Linked DNA regions of Homo sapiens: region 2 is linked to region 1. A link is an interaction called in ENCODE POLR2A ChIA-PET data of the cell type or tissue named here. Cell type or tissue: CD4-positive, alpha-beta T cell. All regions are shown on one strand. Each heading gives the region's core, and the rest is flanking DNA. Links, peaks and the distances in the headings are about the cores only. Region 1 has its middle 33 kb from the start of CCDC7. Region 2 overlaps ITGB1-DT (ITGB1 divergent transcript).

Region 1 (6,775 bases), core at 151-5,150:
TTTCTTTCTAACTATACTGAATCCTGAGAAGAAAATTAAAAACAAAGTTAATCTAGCATTTATGGAGAAAACTTTGGGAAAAAACTTTGAGAGTTTCTTAACTTAATTAGCATGAGATTTTGGAGCTGGAAGTAACTATCAAGGTACCTGACAGAAAACAGTGTCCTGACCAGGTGTAGTGGCTAACATCTGTAATCCCAGCACTTTGGGAGGCTGATGGGAGAGCATTGCTTGAGGCCAGGAGTTCAAGATCAGCCTGGGCAACATAGCAAGGCCCTGTCTCTACAAAAAAAAAAAAAAAAAAATTAAAAAGTAGCCAGGCAGGTTGGCCCACACCTATAGTCCCAGCTACTTGGGAGGCTGAAGCAGGAGGATCACTTGAGTGCAGGAGTTCCAAGCTGCAGTGAGCCATGATCATGCCACTGCACTCCAGCCTGGGTGACAGAGCAAGACCCTATCTCTAAAAAAAATAAAAAGGCCAAGCTCGGTGGCTCACGCCTGTAATCCCAGCACTTTGGGAAGCCAAGGCGGGTGGATCACAAGGTCAGGAGATCATCCTGGCTAACATGGTGACAGTATTTAATTAATTACATGAGGCATTCAACATTTTATTATAAAATAAGCTTTGTGTTAAATGAATTTTCCCAACTAGAGGCTAATTGAAGTGTTCTGAGCATGTTTCTGGTTGGCTAGGCTAAGCTATGATGTTTGATAGGTTAGTGTATTCAATGCAATTTTGACTCACGATATTTTCAACTTACAATGGGTTTATTGGGGCATAACCTCATTAAGAGGAGAAGCATCTGTATTTTTCTTATTTAATAATATCCTCTGGCTGTGATTATACATTTCTACCAATTACATTTACCATCCATGTTGCTAAAAGGAGCCATAAAGATAAACACCATTAACAGAAATGTCAGCCTGAGAACATATTATACTACTTCACATTCTGTCCTGTAGGTCTGTTTCAAAGCCTACGGAGTAGATTAGGATCTAGCACCTAAAAAGCACTAAATGTGCTTCTTATATACCATTCTCCAGTCACTTAATATCTCCAAACTATTGTACAGTTATTTCTAAATCATTAGCAAAACAGATCAATTTAAAAAATATATTAATTATAATTTTTCGAGATTTTTTATGTTCAACGTTTTCTGACCTCACAGCTAAAGTTACAATGTTTTTACCTTACTAATCGGTATACTGTGCATGAAAGAAGGAAAATCCCGAAAAACCTTAGAAAGGATTTGAGCAATTATGTTAGTAAACTTCTTTTTTTTTTCTTTGAGACGTTGTCTCACTCTGTAGCCCAGGCTGGAGTGCCGTGGCACGATCTCAGCTCACTGCAAGCTCCGCCTCCCGGGTTCACGCCATTCTTCTGCCTCAGCCTCCGGAGTAGCTGGGAATACAGGCGCCCGCCACCACGTGGCTAATTTTTTGTATTTTTAGTAAAGACGGGGTTTCACTGTGTTAGCCAGGATGGTCTCCTGACCTCGTGATCCACCCACCTCAGCCTCCCAAAGTGCTGGGATTAGAGGCGTGAGCCACCGCGCCCGGCCTGTGTTAGTAAACTTCTAATCCTGTTTAGGAATTTGTTCCCCAGTGTGCCTGACAGACTGTCATTCCACCTCTGTGGAATGACACCATCTAATGAGATCGTCTTTTAGATACTCTATTTGATGGAACGTTTTGGTTTGCTGTGTGTGTGTTTTTGTTTGTTTGTTTGTTTTTTATTGATCTAAAAGCTTCATCTCTTCAGCTCCCTCTAATTGTTCCTAGTTTTATCCTTGGGAGTAAAGCAAATGTAGTCTCTCTTCTGTATGACAGCCGCTCAGTATCTGGAAACCGCTATAACATGTGCTACCCCGCCTCCCTGATCCCATTTCCCACTCCGCCAGTACTTAAGTTTTCTCAAGACAAGGGATCTTTCGAGAAGTCCTCTCATGTCACCTCTCTAGAACTCTTTTCATCCTGGTTGCATTCTTTTGCACTCAGCTGAGAAAAAGAGATTCAAATGAGATGTAATTCTAAATTTTAAACGTAAGTTGATTCATGTTCACTATGCCTTCCTCAAACGTCCAGTCTAAAACAGAACCTTCTTTATAATTTTTCAAGGTACTGTGTTCTATGCCTTCATAGCACTCATCATGACGTCTACTTCTACTTTTAATTAACTTATACATTTAATTCAGATTACACTTAAAATTATTCACTGTGCCTTTAATAACTTAAGTAAATATACAGTATCTGTTTCCCCCACTGGTCTCTTAAGTTCTATGAGGGGCAGGAACTGTATCTATTTTCCTTACTACCTAATTCTTGCTGTCAGTGTAATAACTGGCACACAGTAGGTATTAATCAATACGAATTGACAGATTTAAAGATGTTGAATAAAATGAAATTTATATTATAGACATAATTTTAAAATGCAGAGAGGATTGTCTATTTAGAAAATGTATCCTAGAAGATATGAAGTGGATTTTAAAGAGAACAAGTGTCCTGGATAGAGAAAGAAGAGAAGGGAAAATTCTCATGCACGTAGTGCATCATCTAGTAAGGTGGAGACTAGTCTGCAGTGGTTCACCAAAAATTCATTCTCCCCTTCCTCCTGAGCATGTGGTTAAACTACATTTTCAGACCTCCCTTTCTGTTAGATGACCTACTTACTGGTGACTAAGTTCTTAGCAATGGGTAATGAACATAAGTGATGATGAACACTTCTGAGTTTCTGTCTTAGAAGTGGTTATGTTTTCTCCTTGCCCTTTTCTCTCTTCCCAGCTGACTAGAACCCAGACAGGACTCTGACTCAGCCTCCACGCAGACAACAGCAAGGCCATAGAGATGGTGGAGCCATACACCGAAGGAACCTGAGTCACTCTGTGACTGCCCAGAGAAAAGCTGTCCCATTCACCTGAACTGGACACCTTGGACTATTATGTGGAAGGGAAATAAACTTCTTTGCTCTTTAGGCTGCATCACTGGATCTCTTCCCATGACTTACCCTTTGCCCCAGCTAATGCATCTGGGATTTGGAAAATGCTCAATCTATACTTACTGGATTTTTTACATTTTAAAAAATAAAAATAGGCTCATGCCTGTAATCCCAGTGCTTTGGGAGGCCTAGGCAGGCAGATCACTTGAGGTCAGGACTTTGAGACCAGCCTGGCCAACATGGTGAAACCTCGTCTTTACTAAAAATACAAAACTTAGCCAGGTGTGGTGGCAGGTGCCTGTAATCCCAGCTACTCAGGAGGCTAAGGCCAGAAAATCGCTTAAACCCGGGAGGTGGAGGTTGCAGTGAGCTGAGATCGCACCACAGCACTCCAGCCTAAGCGACAGAATGAGACCCTGTAACAAAATAATAAAATAAAATAAAATAAAAATAAAACAAAAAGCAAATATAAATATTAATTGGATTCCTAATATAGAGAACGGCATATGTAGCATAGCCAAAAAGAACCTAGTCACTAAAAGAGGTAATGAGCATGCCCAAAACAAGAGGCTAATGACAAGATTAGTGAGAAATTATCAGTGGTGATTAAGTTGGGAAAGTATTTATGGCTACTATTATAAAGTATAAATTTTTTTTCCCAACTCTCATGTACCTACCCCTTACAATGAATAAATGTTAGCATTTTTAAAAATTTAATTCAGACTGTTTTTCTCTTAAAAAAAAAAAACTAGAACCTTTCAAGTGAAATTACAACCCAATCCCCTATAATTATCCTCCCTGGAGGAGGTTTTTCAGCATACCTCTCAAAACGAGGCACCTACCTCTGAACTCCAAATAAGGGCTGACCACAAAAGTATAAAGCGTCCATTACTCACTGGGATCTGAGCAGTACACTTCTATTAATAGAGTCCTAGATTGCACTGCTTACTTAATAACTGCTTAACACTATTTGCTCATGTTAAACTTGAAATTTGCTAAAACTGCCTAACCATCCTTCCCATCAACTTCTACCACCAGTTCTCCCTTTTCTATGCTAGTAAAATGTGTGAAATTGACTAACATAAGCGTACAACCTAACATTTACTACTTGTCGTTTTTATCCTGCTGATTTTAGTCTATTAATGGTGGGGCATCATTTTTCCTCTGGTGAAATTTTGGCATCAGATAGCAGGCATTGCCCACTTAAGAGCATTAAGAAACTTCTGGGTGGATCCCAGCACTCCCAATATTCTATATCAAGACTATCACTTGGGTTCTTTTCCAAAACCAGTTAACACATCAGGCTGCTACAGGGTGCCTGGTGAAAGTAGGGCTCTATTTTTATTTTTGTTTTGTTTTCTTTTGTTCTCAATCTGAAAAAGTTTTATTTAAAAGTTGCCAGACATTTTCTGCCACAAGCAGTAGTGACATCAATTATCCCTTGGAACAGATTTCCTTTGTTTTGGAAAAATTACATGAAGGAGCTCTTTAGTTATATTTCCCCCAATTGTTCTGTGGATTGTTCTTTGGCAACATGGAACAAGTATTTTGTTTTGTTTTGTTTGTTTTTGTTTGCTTATCAAGGGCACAATGGGTGAAATTAGTCAGTGCTGATAGATTTCCAGACAATATTATTGAATGACAAAAGTAACATTCACAGGAGTGTGTATAATTCCATATATGTAAGACAAGTGAAAAAGTATGTGTATGTATGAATATGTTTATAAATAAATATATACATATAGGAAAAGTAGCTTAAGCTGTACACCAGACTGTGAACATGGGCTGGTCTTATAGTATAAGGAGAAAAGTAAGAACAGATAACACAGATAAAAATAGAAAAAGATATTTTTATAAAGAAGTACACTAAAAATCAGCACTGCCCATGAGAGATGAGAGAAAGACTGGACTTTGCTAAACTAGTGTGGGGTCTCAAAGTTGTTACAGTTTAAATATTTTTTAGATGAGACCTTATTTTGTAGCCACAGGCTTGTGAGGTTTAGGGACATATGTATTATAAAATGAATATTTTTTAAAGCCTATCTGCAAACTAAGAGAAAGGTGATGATGGCTTTCATCTATGGCTATAGCAGGTGCAGATTATCTCAAGTGTTTCTGTTAATAGACTTTTTTAATGTTCTTTGAGAAGAAACTGTAACAGTGTCTCATCCTTAAGAACAAAGAAAAGAAATGTTAACCAACGCGGATTTGATTACAGATGGTGGAATAAAGTAGGTAGCCTAGAATAGCTTCTCATATTCTAACTCTACGATAGGTATTATACTCATTTAACATACAATGGTTATGTACATTTCACATATCTATTTTACAGACATTGAAGTTGAGTCTTGGAAAATTTTACCAGTTTTCCTAAAATCACTCTGCTTGAATTTGAGCTTGTTTATATAGTTACAAAGCCCATATACTTCTCACTAGAGCATAAAACATCTATGCTAGATTTAGAATCCACTTAAGAATGTGACACCTATATCATGCATTTGTCCCAGCAGCCTGTATTCGAGTTCATAGAATTGTCACCTACCTTCTCTCTCCTTTTGTATTAATCCAAATGTTCTTTGTGTTTCTAGCTCCAGTTTATAGATCCTTCGTTAAATGTTTTTAGGCTCTACGAACCTACGCAATCTGCACACACTTTATTTCTCTGATCTCGTTTCCTTTCTCACCCCACTCCAGCCACTCTGGCCTCCTTGTTGTTCCTTGCTGTGACGAACATGCTGCTGCCCCAGGGCCTTTGCACATGCTGTTACCCCTGCCTAGGACATTCTTCCATTAGACAGCCACTTGCCTTTGCTTTCTCTCTGTATTAGTTAAGGTGTATGTTTCACAACCTCAGATCAGGCATAGCAGCCTGCTGGACTTAAACATATTCGTCATCAGCGGAAAAGAAACTAACAAAAATTCTCTCTAATAATGGCGAGTGAATTGGGAAGAACCTAGTGCTGAATCCTTGCCCAGTGGTCAGGAGTGGAAAATGTGATGTATGGAAGACTCACTCCCTAGTGCAGCTCAGGCCCAAGTGCTGATGGAGAATGTGAACAGTGTGAGACTGGTAGCAGGCCTGGTTAACCAAGCCCAGATCTTCCTGGAGTTGGGTTGCTTGGGAATGCAGTTTACAGTGGGTGGTAAACTCCATCCAGGTCTAAATACCAACCCAAGACAGATAGTCAACAAGTACCATATGGAAAAGTTGGAAAAAGCTTTGTAGAGAGAGCAAAAGGGGGCCAAATTCGCCTTTATAACAAAGCCACTCTCCTAATAACTACATTAATCCGTTCATGAGGACAGAGCCCTCATGACCTAATTACCTCTTATTAGGCCCTGCCTCCCAACATTGTTGCATTGGAAATTAAGTTTCCAACACATCAACTTTGAGCAACACATTCAAACCATGGCATTTTGCCTCTGGCCCCCAAAATTCACGTCCTTCTCACAATGCAAAGCACATTCATTTTGTCCCAATAGCCCCAAAAGTCTTAACTCATTACAGCACCAACTCAAAAATCCAAAGTCCAGAGTCTCATCTGAATCAGATATGGATGAGACTCGAGGCATGAATCATCCAGAGGCAAATTCCTCTCCACTTATGAGCCTATGAAATTAATAAGATACCTGCCTCCAAAGTACAATGGTGAGACAGGCATAGGATAGACATTCTCATATCAGAAGGGAGAAATAGGCAAGAAGAAACAGATAACTGGTCCCGATCAAGTCCAAACCCAATGAGGAAAACAACATTGAGTCTTAAAGATGAAGAATAACCTTTTTTGACTCCATGTCCCACATCCTGGGCACATTGGAGTGGAGGTTGGGTGTCCAGGG
Region 2 (6,775 bases), core at 725-5,724, 580 kb before region 1:
TTCCTGTAATGTGATTTCCACTCTACACCCTCTGTATTCATTTTCTCTTGCTGTGTAACAAAGTACCACAACTTAATGGCTTAAATCAGCACGCATTTGTTATCTCATGGTTCCCACGGTCCAGGAGTCCAGGTACAGCTGGATCCCCTGCAAGGCTACAATCAGTGTTGGCCGTAGCTACAGTTCTCATATGGAGCTCCAGGTCCTCTTCCAAGCTCATTTGGGTGTCTGGCAGAATTCACTTCCTTGCGACTGTATGACCGAGATCCCTGTGTTCTTGCTAGGAACTACCCTCAGTTCTTAAAGGCCACTTGCAGTCTCTTGCCACATGGCCTTCAAAGGCAGTTCATTTGCTCTTTTCCAGGTCAGCAGAAGCAAATCTCTGACTTCTAACTTTCTTCCAATCTGCTCCATGGGAGTCTCATAAAATGTGATGCAATGAAGGGAGTGATTATGCCACCACCATGTGCCACATGATGCAGTCTAATTAATGGAGCAATTATCCCGTGATAGTCAAAGATTCCCTCCACACTCCCGCATTTCCTCCACAAATAAGCTATGTACATCTGGGGTTGGGAGTTGGGACCCGCTTAGAATTTTGCCTTCCACGCTTGTACACTGTTGATGAGAGTGTAAATTAGTTCAACCATTGTGGAAGACAGTGTGGCGATTCCTCAAAGACCTAAAAACAGAAATACCTTTCAACCCAGCAATCCCATTACTGGGTGTATTCCCAAAGGATTATAAACCATCCCATCATAAAACACATGCATGCATATGTTCACCACAGGCCTATTCACAACAGCAAAGACATGGAATCAACCTAAATGCACATCAATGGTAGACTGGATAAAGAAAATGTGGTATATATACATCGTGGAATACTATGCAGCCATAAAAAAGAATGAGATAATATCCTTTGCAGGAACATGGATGGAGCTGGAGGCCATCATCCTTAGCAAACTAATGCAGGACCATAAAACCAAATACTGCATGTTGTCACTTATAAGTAGGAACTAAATGAGAACACATGGACACATAGAGGGTGACAATACACACTGGAGCCTATCAGAGGGTGGAGAGTGGGAGGAGGTAGAGGATCAGGAAAAATAACTAATGGATACTACCTGGGTGATGAAATAATCTGTAAAACAAACCCCTATGACACAAAGTTTATCTATATAACAAACCTGCTCATGTACCCCTGGACTTAAAAGTTAAATTAAAAAAAAAAAAAAAGAATTTTGCCTTCCACAATCTCAGAAGTATAAGAATACCTTTTAGTTTCCAGTGGCAGATAGAATTTCTCCTTCTATGTTTGTTGAGTTGCTTTAATAAAGAACTAGTGGGGGAGGGCAGATAGAATTTCTCCTTCTATGTTTGTTGAGTTGCTTTAATAAAGAACTGGTAGGGGAGGGGGATGGTGGGGAGGCAGAATATCAAAGGTGTATGTTTAAGATACCACATTTAGGCTGGGCGCGGTGGCTCAAGTCTGTAATCTCAGCACTTTGGGAGGTTGAGGTGGGTGGATCATGAGATCAGGAGTTCGAGACCAGCCTGGCCAACATGGTGAAACCCTGTCTCTACTAAAAATACAAAAATTAGCCAGGTGTGGTGGCGCATGCCTGTAATCCCAGCTACTCAGGAGGCTGAGGCAGGAGAATCACTTGAACCCAGGAGGCGGAGGTTGCAGTATGCCGGGATTAAGCCACTGCACCCCAGCCTGGGAGACAAAGCAAGTGTCTCAAAAAAGAAAGCAAGACTCAAAGCAAGTGTCTCAAAAAAAAAAAAAAAGATACCACATTTAATTGCTCAAATAATTAAACTTTCACCTTAATGAATTGATCAGCATTTATTAAATGTAAGATAGTACCTTAATGGTTGTTTTCACCATTGCAAAATGTTCTTCAAACAAATGAACCAAATTGATATATAAATAAAACATATATTTGAGGCAGTGTATTTATTTTAATTAATAGAATTTTTTTAGAACAGTTATAGATTAACAGAAAAATTGGTCACAGAGTAAAGAGCGTTCCCATATACCCACTACACACACATACACATCCATAATTTTCCCTATTACTAGCATCTTGAATTAGTATGATGCATTTGTTATAATTAATGAGCCAATATTGATACATTATTATTATTAAAGTCCATAGTTGACTTTAGGATTCACTCCTTGTGTTATGCATTCTGTAAGTTTCGCCAAATGCATAATTATATATATCCATCATTACAGTGTCCTACAGAATAGTTTTAGAACTATATATTTTAATCAAGAAGGTTTTTGTTTTGTTTTGTTTTGTTTTTCTAAGATGAAGTCTCACTCTGTTGCCCAGACTGGAGTGCAGTGGTAGAATCTCAGCTCACTGCAACCTCCGCCTCAAGCAATTCTTCTATCTCAGCCTCCCCAGTAGCTGAGACTACAGGTGCACGCCAGCATGCTCAGCTAATTTTTGTATTTTTAGTAGAGACAGGGTTTTATCATGTTGGCCAAGCTGGTCTGGAACTCCTGGCCTCAAGCAATCTGCCCGCCTCAGCCTCCCAATGTACTGGGATTAGAAGCATAAGCTACTGTGCCTGGCCCCAAGAAGTTTTTTTAGTCTGATGTTTTTCCTGTCATGGGTCATCTGTGTGACCCTTTCAGGCAAATGTGGGTGTCTAGACAGCATGTCATCAGATTTGGGTATAACAGAGCCTTCTGTGACTAAGTAGAGTTGACCTGAGTCCCTACTATTCAAAATTGGTTATTAGGGAGGATGTGGTTCAATCTGCTTAAGAAGAATGCAGTCTCTGGGGAAGGAATTTTAAAACAGAGTAATTTTGGTCCAAACTAAGGCCCAGTGGCATAAAAGAAATGTGAGTTTCCAGAAATAAAATTATCCTGAGGTGCTCTGGAAAAGACACTGTAGAGAGAAGACAAGCAACAGACTGGGAGAAAAGTAATTGCAAAGACCTATCTGATAAAGGACTGCTATCCAAAATATGTATACAAGGAACTCTTGGAACTCAACAATAAGAAAACAAACAACCTGATATGGTTTGGCTGTGTCCCCACCCAAATCTTATCTTGAATTGTAGCTCCCATAATTCCCACATGTTGTGGGAGGGACCCAGTGGGAGGTAATTGAATCATGGGAGTAAGTCTTTCCTGTGCTGCTCTCAAGATAGTGAATAAATCTCACAAGAGCTAATGGTTTTATAAAGGGGAGTTTCTGTGCACACACTCTCCTGCCTGCTGCCACGTAAGACGTGCCTTTTGCCTGCCGCCATGTAATATGTGCCTTTGCTCCTCCTTCGCCTTCTGCCATGATTGTGAGGTCTCCCCAGCCATGCTGAACTGTGAGTCAATTAAACTTTTTTCCTTTACAAATTACCCAGTGTCGGGTATGTTTTTATTAGCACGTGAGAATGGACTAATAGACAACTTAGTTAAAAAAGTAGGCAAAAGATCCAAATAGATACCTCACCGTAAAAGATATGTAGAAGGCCAATAAACATATTAAAGATGCTTAACATCAAATTTTGTTAGTCAATTGCCAAAAACAATAGTGAGATACCATTATATACACTTATTAGAATGACCAAAACTCAGAATACAGATAACTCTAAATGCTGGTAAGGATGTGAAGCAGCAGGAACTTTCATTCCTTGCTGGTAGGAATACAAAATGGTACAGCCGCTTTGGAAGACAGTTTGGAAGTTTCTTAGAAAACTAAACATACTCTTACCATACATTCCAGCAATTGCACTCCTTGGAATTTACCCAAATAAGTTTAAAATTTAGGTCCACAAACACCAAAAAAAAGAGTTATCAAGCTGGGTGCAGTGGCTCATGCCTGTAATCACAGCACTTTGGGAAGATGAGATGGGTGAATCACTTGAGGCCAGGAGTTCAAGACCAGCCTGGCCAACATGGTGAAACCCCATCTCTACTAAAAATACAAAAATTAGCCAGGCGTTGTGGTGCACGCCTGTAGTCCCAGCTACTCAGGAGGCTGAGGAAGGAGAATTGCTTGAACCCAGGAGGTGGAGGTTGCAGTGAGCCAAGAGCATGCCACTACACTCCAGCCTGGGTGACAGAGCAAGATCCTGTTTCAAGAAACAAAGACAGGGAAGAAACTTAAATGCATATGTTAAGTGAAGGCAGCCAGTCGAAAAAAGCTAAATACTGTATAATTGCAATTTCACAACATTCTAGGAAAGGCAGAACTATAAAGAGATAAAAAGATCAGCAGATAGTGGGGAGGGAGAAAGAATAGGCAGCACATAGAAAGATTCTGGGAGCAGTAAACTATTCTGTATACCACTAGATGGGAACTCTCTACTTTCTGCTTGATTTTGCTATGAACTTAAAACTGCTCTAAAAAATAAAGTCTATTTCAAAAATTATCTTGAGGAAATGGGTGTCCAAACTGGTAACCAAGACTAAAGCCCAGTCCCCAGAATTTGTGGAAGAGAGCTGGTTTGGACTAGCACAAAACTGATGCTATTATAAAAGTTCCTCCAAATGCAGCTATTCTGATGGGTATAGTGTCTATGTCCTGGGAGCAATTGCTGAGCATGGTTGTATTCACTGAAGAGAGAACTTGAGCTGGGAGCACACACAGCTGAGCTTGTTCCCTATAGGAGGATTATGAGGGCACCAGGATGGAGCAGAATTGCTGTGAAGTAGACCAGCACCATCTGTTGCCAGAGGATGACAAATATGCAGCAAAACTCCATTTGTCAGTGAGAAACAATAGCAAGGTTAAATTGTTCTGATATGAGTACTGTTCTCTCTCAGGTGTGGTAGTCAGGCAGATGGCACTTTGAGGACATGGGAACCCAAGGGTGTGCTTAGGTGTCAGGGAGGGCAGTGGAAGGGAGCACTTAAGGAATGATTAAATACTGGACTCTTAACAAATGCTGGAATTGGGGAGTTTCCACTGATTTTGGAGAAAAATAGTATAAAGTAATATCAATTCACACATGTGATAATCCTGATCTAAATGCTTAAGTTTCCTCTATTTTTTTCTGAATTCTTTGACCTTATTGTATGTTCTTAAACTGCCATATATATTTGGAATTATATATAAATTGCTATATATATTCAGAAAGAGTATGCTTTGTGAAGGAGAGGGATTTGGGAAGTGATCCTGGATTCTATGCAAAAAAATAGTTAACATTGTATCCAAAAGACTTTTTATAAGGTCGTTTCACCCAAAGGCTCTATTTATGACTCCAGAGAATAACAGTTTGAAGTCATAACCTAGTTGACATAAAACATAACTGGTGTGTGCCTCTGTTTTCTTATTAGTGTATTGAGATCTCACTGCTTCAGAAATAACCATAACAGGCCAAGGCAAAGGGATAGTCCATGGCTGCTTATAGAAAGTCTTGAGTCTTTAGTTCTGCTTGGTTGTTACTGGATTCTCATGCTCATTTGCTCTCTTTTTTCTTCATCTTCTCACCCAGTTAAAAACTAATTAGGTCATACCCTTAGAATGGCAACTCTTAAGAAAAAAAACAAACAAAACAGAGAATAGCAAGTGTTGATGAGGATGTAGAGAAATCAGTACCCCTGCGCATTACTGGTGAAAATGTAAACAACAGCAGCCACAGTAAACAACAACAACAACAACAACAAAAACATATGGCAGGCTGGGCATGGTGGCTCACACCTGTAATATCAGCATTTTGAGAGGCCAAAGCAGGTGGATGGCTTGACCCCAGGAGATCAAGACCAACTTGGGCAACATGGTGAAACCCCGTCTCTACTAAAACTACAAAAATTATCTGGGTGAGGTGAAGCGCGCCTGTAGTCCCAGCTACTGGGGAGGCTGAGGCAGGAAAATCATTTGTACGTGGGAGACAGAGGTTGCAGTGAGCTGAGATGGCGCCACTGCACTCCAGCCTGGGCGACAGAGCCAGACTCTGTCTCAAGAAACAAAAACAAAACAAACAAAAAAACAGTATGGCAGTTCTTCAGAAAGTTAAACAGAATTATCATAGATCCAGCAATGGCACTTCTGGGTATATTCCCAAAAGAATTGAAAGCAGGGGTTCAAGCAGATATTTCTACATCCATGTTCATAGCAGCATCATTCACAATAGCCAAAAGGTGGAGACAACCCAAATGTCCACTGATGGATTAATGGATAAGCAAAATGTGGTACATACATGCAATGGCACATAGTGGGGTGTCATTCAGCTTTAGAAAGGAATGAAGGACCAGGCATGGTGGCTCACGCCTATAATCCCAGCACTTTGGGAGGCCAAGGTGGGTGGGTTACTTGAGGCCAGGAGTTTGAGACCAGACTGGCAAACATGGTGAAACCCCATCTCCACTAAAAATACAAAAATTAGCCAGGCATGGTGGTGGGAACCTGCAATCCCAGCTACTCGGGAGGCTGAGGCAGGAGAATCCCTTGAACTTAGGAGGTGGAGGTTGCGGTGAGCCGAGATGGCGCCACTGCACTCCAGCCTGGGTGACGGAGTGAGACTCTGCCTCAAAAAAAAAAAAAAAAAATAGGAATTAAAAGTCTTACACATGCTACAATGTTGATGAAACCTTGAAGACATTATGCCAAGTGAAATCAGCCAGACACAGAAGGGGAAATGTTGTATCGTTCCATTTATACAAGGTACCTAGAGTGTCACATTCAGAGAGACAAAAGTAGAACGGTTCTGCTTGGTTGTTACTGGATTCTCATGCTCATTTGCTCTTTTTTCTTCATCTTCTCACCCAGTTAAAAACTAATTAGGCCATACCCTTAGAATGGCAGCT

Evidence for each region. ChIA-PET counts read pairs that join two places held together with the same protein. Peaks named below come from ENCODE experiments on the same cell type or tissue, not always from the same donor. Only the 100,000 strongest peaks of a DNase experiment are listed, where the experiment ranks them.
Region 2: POLR2A ChIA-PET joins it to region 1 with 6 read pairs; 2 of 35 experiments call an interaction of 5 or more read pairs at or near these places.

What each region holds. Positions count from the first base shown.
Region 1 is chr10:32,409,702-32,416,476 of GRCh38, reverse strand. No RefSeq gene overlaps it. Among named protein-coding and RNA genes, the nearest start is that of CCDC7, 33 kb to the left of the region's middle. In CD4-positive, alpha-beta T cell, for the core only: no CTCF peak of the experiment used is centred there; a DNase peak (open chromatin) is centred at 2,716.
Region 2 is chr10:32,988,904-32,995,678 of GRCh38, reverse strand. The region is part of intron 2 of ITGB1-DT (ITGB1 divergent transcript); the gene reads right to left. Among named protein-coding and RNA genes, the nearest start is that of ITGB1-DT, 9.7 kb to the right of the region's middle. RefSeq lists an enhancer at 1-304. In CD4-positive, alpha-beta T cell, for the core only: no CTCF peak of the experiment used is centred there; no DNase peak of the experiment used is centred there.